Regions from separate parts of the Homo sapiens genome. Here region 2 is linked to region 1. The links are chromatin contacts, found by Hi-C or POLR2A ChIA-PET in ENCODE. All regions are on one chromosome and are shown on one strand. The core of a region is the stretch at or near the end of the contact, and the rest is flanking DNA. Distances in the headings are between cores, read along the strand shown. Region 1 has its middle 11 kb from the start of F13A1. Region 2 overlaps LY86 (lymphocyte antigen 86).

Region 1 (2,730 bases), core at 79-2,578:
CCTGCTGTTTATAATAATAATACAACACTAATATTGAGTATGCTGTAATATATAGCAATATAATTAATATGGTAATATTTATCTATCTATTATTGACAGACTTTGTGATGAGTAGGAAATTGTATCTATCTTTAAGGCCTGCAGTCAAGAAGGGGAAACTATATTAAAAGCTAGTGTTTTGGAATTTCGTCAACAAGTCTGTTTCCACGATTTAATAGACTTCAAAATATTCTGTGTTTTCCTCCTATAACAAATATGTTCCTTGTGGACCTAATCTGGCATATAATATATGTACAAAAATACAAGTTAATTAATGAATTAAAGTCAGTGGAATCTCTTATGTCAGTGAAAGCAATAGGGTTGCTGACAAAAAAAGAAAGTAAAAGTTTTTAGTGAATTGTATATGCACCACTGGTTTTTATTTCACCTTTATCTTAAACAGTCAGCCACTCACTTAAACTTTGGCTTCTGAGGCTGAGAGCCACATAAAAGGGAGCACTAAATAACTGCAAGTGTAAAGAATGATTTGTGCTCCCTAAAATGCTTTATTCATACAAGGGAACTGAGGCTTGGAGAGGCAAAGGGGCTTGCTCATAATCACACACCTGGCACATTACGGATTTCAGACTCAAACAGACATTTTTAAAACCAAGTCCATTGTCTTGGCTAAAGTACACCTTCTCCAAACTCCTATCTTTCTCTTACTCAAAATTTCCCTTCAAATCTACACATTCCAAGATCTCTCTTAGAGCTGGGCCCATGGTGCTCCTGGAAGATATGATTGGATTTCTCCTCACCCTCTGAGCAGTGTAGGCACAGGTCTTCTGGTGCAGGGGATGGGGACATTAGAATGTGGCAGCTAGCTGGTACCTATTGGAGACCACCCCTGTAGGTGGGGTGACTCTACCACTCTGGTCTGTCAACAGAATAGTTTTTATGGGACCCTCATACGGGTCAGGGACTCTGTTATGTGCTGCAAGGGATTTGCAGGGAGCAAGAGAGAGGTCCTTTCCCGCAAAAGACTTACGGTCAGCCCCTAAGCTTCTCGGTGAAGGGAAGAGCAACATTGAACATCCGTCTTGGACACCTTGCCCCTTGGTTCTTCTATCTCACGAGTGCCTCGCAGTGGCTCTGCCTGTGGACCCTTACTCATGTTCTCTGGACCAGGGTTGTTAACCATAGCAGGTTAGAACTGCCCATTTATTCTAAATACAACAGCCAACTACCATCTTTATTTCAACCCTCACTTCCCACCACTTCTTCTCTAGTCTCAAAATGCCTTTCAGCATAGGCAGGAAATATGACAGAAGAAAGTCCCAGTCGAACAAACAATAACCGAAAATGCTCTTTGTTGCTGGGCCTTGGCGATCAAAGCCCTGCACATGTTTGCCAGCTGTAGTTCAGATGGTTTCTATTTCACTCAGCATTAATTTTTTATGAAATCTGTGGCCCAGGGGCCCATAAGCGGCTTTTAGTTCTTCATTCTATACTGTCTGGTCTAATTGCCAAGGCATGGTAAGACTCAGATTTTAAGGTGTCGTTAATGTATTTACCAGCCTTCCGGTCTACAGGCAGGCTCACCTCTTTGTGTGGGATTTTAATCATGTTTTGTTTTTAGAAAGGAAATGAAGGTATTCTTGGACTAAATATACTTGCTTTTCTTTGGATTTATTATCAGTATTTCACATCAGCGAGACAGCATACACAACACTGCCAATCCCAAACCTCAGACTTTATCTTCCAGTTTAAGTTTGATTCTTAAGAAGCATATGGAGTCTGTGCAGTGGAGGTAAGGCCTGTTTAAAATGAAGGCTGTTGTTTGTATGAAACATGCTTATTTAGTAGTTTATGATAAGGGGCCTGCTGACCCCAAAGGCTATCTTTCTTCTCACTTAGCAGCAGCAGCCTGGACTTTGTTTCAGATCGTCTCTGGATGCTGTAGCAAAGCCAGCAAGTGACTCACTGTCTGTCCTCAAACTCTTTGCAGCCCCCATTACTGAAGAGCCCCACAGACAACTTAGAAAACACAGTGATGGGAAAGTGACAGTGTTTGCAGAGTTGCTGGTTGCCAGGGGTCTACATGCAAGGCCAGTGCCGCGATCATTTTCATGAATTTCAGATGTCCTTTCTCTTGCCAACTTCGTGTGTTTTCTGAAAAATAATAAGAAAAAAAAAAAAACCCAGTCATCTGGCCTTACTTCCTTAAACCGAAGCTATTAGAGGTATCCAGGATCTGACTAGGGCAGCTAATTTTCTTTCAGTAGTGATTATAGCTGCACACCCTGCACAAACCGCATGCAAGACTCCCCCTCAACATAATTTTACATGCTTCACTTCTCCAATTGGCTCCAACTGTTAACAGAGCCCAGGTTTTGCATACACAGCCACACTTGGGGAGAAAGAAAAATACTTTGTTGCAGGCAGTTTTGCCTTGATACTTGGCACTACTCCATTTCCTGACTGCGTTACACTCCCTTCCCTCCCAGGTACCTGAGACTTCTTCATGCATCTGAGTGTCTGGCTTTTGATGCAGCTCCTGGTTAGGAACCAGCCCTCTCCATGGTCATTAGCTTCCTTTTTTTTTTAAAAAAAAAAAAAAAAAACTACCATCTAGTAGGCAGCTTCTTCGGCACTATTGTTAATCTGAGAATTTGCTAGTACTTAACTCACTCTTCACACGCCATAAAAATCTCTATTCTTTGAAGTGTCTAAGTGTGTGATGGCTGAATG
Region 2 (2,700 bases), core at 138-2,637, 300 kb after region 1:
TTGGAATATACTGAGTTAAGTAGAATTTATCATTAATATATTATTTTAATCATTTATCAATGATAAGATATTAATATTATATTAAAATTAATTTCAACTTTTAAAATGTGGCTCCTAGAAAACATAAAATTATATGTGTGACTCTCTTTAATGTTTTTACTGGCAGCGCTGCATTATTATCTCCCTTTATAATTTTGAAGCTCCCAACATCCAGGCCATACCCCAGACCAATGATATCAGAATCTCTAGGAGTGAGAGCCAAGCCAGGTGGTGACCAGAAGTGCTCTGTGTTGAGAATATGGGAGGAAAAAACTGTTTTTTCCTACATACACCCTCATCTTATCAGATGAGGAAATTGAGTCTAACTTACCCAAGGTCACAAAGCCAGCGGGGGGTGGAACTGGGTTTCTGTCCAGCTCCAAACCCCTCTGCTGTATATCTTCTGTAAACATAAAGAAAGCTTTGCTAGAGAAGAAGTAAACTCATTTCAGCCCTCCACTAAGACCGGAAAAAGATTTAAAGGGCATAACAAAATTATAGAAATCAAAGGATCATCTTTGGGCATAACCAGCCATTATTATAAGGCAGTGGTTCTCAAAGTGTGGTCCTCAGACCAGCAACATCAGCATCATCTAGGAAATTATTAGAAATGGCAGATTCTTGGTCCCTACCCAGACGTACTGAATCAGAAGCTCTGGGGTTGGGGCTTAGTGATCTGTATTTTAACAAGCCTTTTGGGCCATGTGTTGGCAAACTTTCTTCTGGAAAGGGAAGGATAGTAAACATTTTAGGTTTTGCAGACCATATGGTCTCTGTGGCAATTGCTCAACCCTTCCCTTGCAGAGATAATATGAAAATGAGTGGACATGGCTGTGTGCCCAGATTACATGAAGTGAGGTATGTCTATATCTGCTGCATGTATTTTATAATTGATTTGGCTTTGTTTAATTTATGGACACTGAAATTTAAATTTCATTTAATTCTTACATGTGGTGAAGTATTATTCTTCTTTTGACTGATCAGTCCTGCTCTAAGTGGTTCTGTGGCATGTTAACTTTTGTGAACCACTGCTAGAAGGTAAGTCAGAATCCAGGGCTCTTAGCCAGAGTTACTGAGCACAGGTATGCGGGGGCTGTCACCAGGTGGACACTTGACCTGAGCTGCAGCATAAATTCAGATCCAGGACACCAAGGACAATGCCACACCTGTGCTTTGACTCTGCTTTATAAGACCTGTGCCAAAAAATTAGATTTGGGGCAAAAGGGACTTAACAGATAGGCTGGTCAGAGTGGCAGCTGGCAGGAGGAAGAGCACCTTAGGAAAAAGCCAGAGAGCAGGCCTGGAGGTCTCCTTCCCTCCCCACAGCTGCCATGGACAGTCTGGAGGGCCATTACATTTCTCTATTTCTCAATTACTGCATCTATCAAATGAGAGTGGCCATAATTCATTATTGGGTAAGAGTGGAGACTAAATAAGATATGTGATGTGTCTGACGCGTTAGAAATCACAGCACTGAGTCCCTGGGCTTCCTCCCCTACCCGAGGGACCTTGAGGCAGAGGGTTGGAGCATTTTGTGAAAACTGCAGGGCTGATTGATAAACTCTGGTGGGTCTGTCATAGAAACAGGCCAGAGGACTCAAACTGGTTCACCATAGAGCCAGAGGAGCAGCCAGTCCATAACATCTCACACTGCCAACCTGCTCAGGATCCCAGAATTTCCTGACCAGTAACTGAACAAGTCTTTCATGGCTATGTTGTTCTGTTCTGTTTTGTCTTCTTCCTTTGATCTAAGGTCAGCCTCTAAAATTTTTATTTTCTACCACTGGCTTGACTTCCATCCAGAATGCATAATCTTAGGAATGTCTACTCCCTTCAAGGGAACCTGACATCTATCAAAGTGTGATCTGTCACCCTAGCCCACAATAGTCTGACATAAAGACTTTTCCCAAAGTCTGGGTTTGTCAGCACTCACCAGCACCACACATGAGACACCCACAGCCCTGTCTAGCTTGGAATGGAGTCAAGTTCACTCCAGTCTCTTTCAGTCTCTGATTTATCAAGCGTTCAACACATGTTGATGTCCACTCTCAATGAGGTTCATTTTGTTCAAGCAGTTTCCTAGAATATTCCACGTCAGGAAGATGAAAGTGAAATAAGTTAAATAGAGCCAAAATTTGGTTGTAAGATGTACTGTGGAGCCTGAAACTCAGGTATCACCCTGGGAAGTAGAAGCAACACTTCATTCTTGCTCCACAAGCTCTACCCAATTAAAAAGTGGAGAGAAATGACTTAAAGGTGGCTCATGTTTGGACTGTCAAGAATATATTGTGTAGGGCCGTGGAGACGTGAGGTTCTCAACTGGAAGTGAACCTGGCGATTTGGGTAGAGACTCAGATTAAAGCCATAAAGTAAATAGAATGAACACATGATTTTCTTTCTTTTTAAAAATTGTTTTATATTATTTCCAACTTCTATTTTAAGTTCAGGGGTACATGTGCAGGATGTGCAGGTTTGTTACATAGTTAAACGTGTGCCATGGTGAATAACTGCACAGATCATCCCATGATGATCTGTGATACCATCCCATGATAACACCTAAGTATTAAGCCCAACGTCTATTAGCTATTTTTCCGATGCTCTCCCTCCTCCCATCCCCCACCCTCCAACAGACCCCAGTGTGTGTTGTTTGCCCCAATGTGT

The links. A loop is a pair of places that touch in the nucleus more often than their neighbours do. ChIA-PET counts read pairs that join two places held with the same protein, here RNA polymerase II (POLR2A). Pooled maps may share reads with other maps.
Region 2: a map with no recorded cell type shows a loop between it and region 1 (2.3-fold over the local background). The contact joins two enhancer-like sites. A Hi-C loop is called at or near these places in 9 of 37 single-sample maps with no recorded cell type and 4 of 50 pooled maps. POLR2A ChIA-PET finds 5 or more read pairs at or near these places in 1 of 52 experiments (A673).

Annotation. Positions count from the first base shown.
Region 1 is chr6:6,330,168-6,332,897 of GRCh38, forward strand. No RefSeq gene overlaps it. Among named protein-coding and RNA genes, the nearest start is that of F13A1, 11 kb to the left of the region's middle. RefSeq lists an enhancer at 1,645-1,694. Within about 2 kb of position 1,329, at least 3 of the 41 ENCODE cell types and tissues checked have a DNase peak (open chromatin) inside an H3K27ac peak, as active enhancers do.
Region 2 is chr6:6,630,936-6,633,635 of GRCh38, forward strand. The region is part of intron 3 of LY86 (lymphocyte antigen 86); the gene reads left to right. Among named protein-coding and RNA genes, the nearest start is that of LY86-AS1, 9.5 kb to the left of the region's middle. Within about 2 kb of position 1,388, at least 2 of the 41 ENCODE cell types and tissues checked have a DNase peak (open chromatin) inside an H3K27ac peak, as active enhancers do.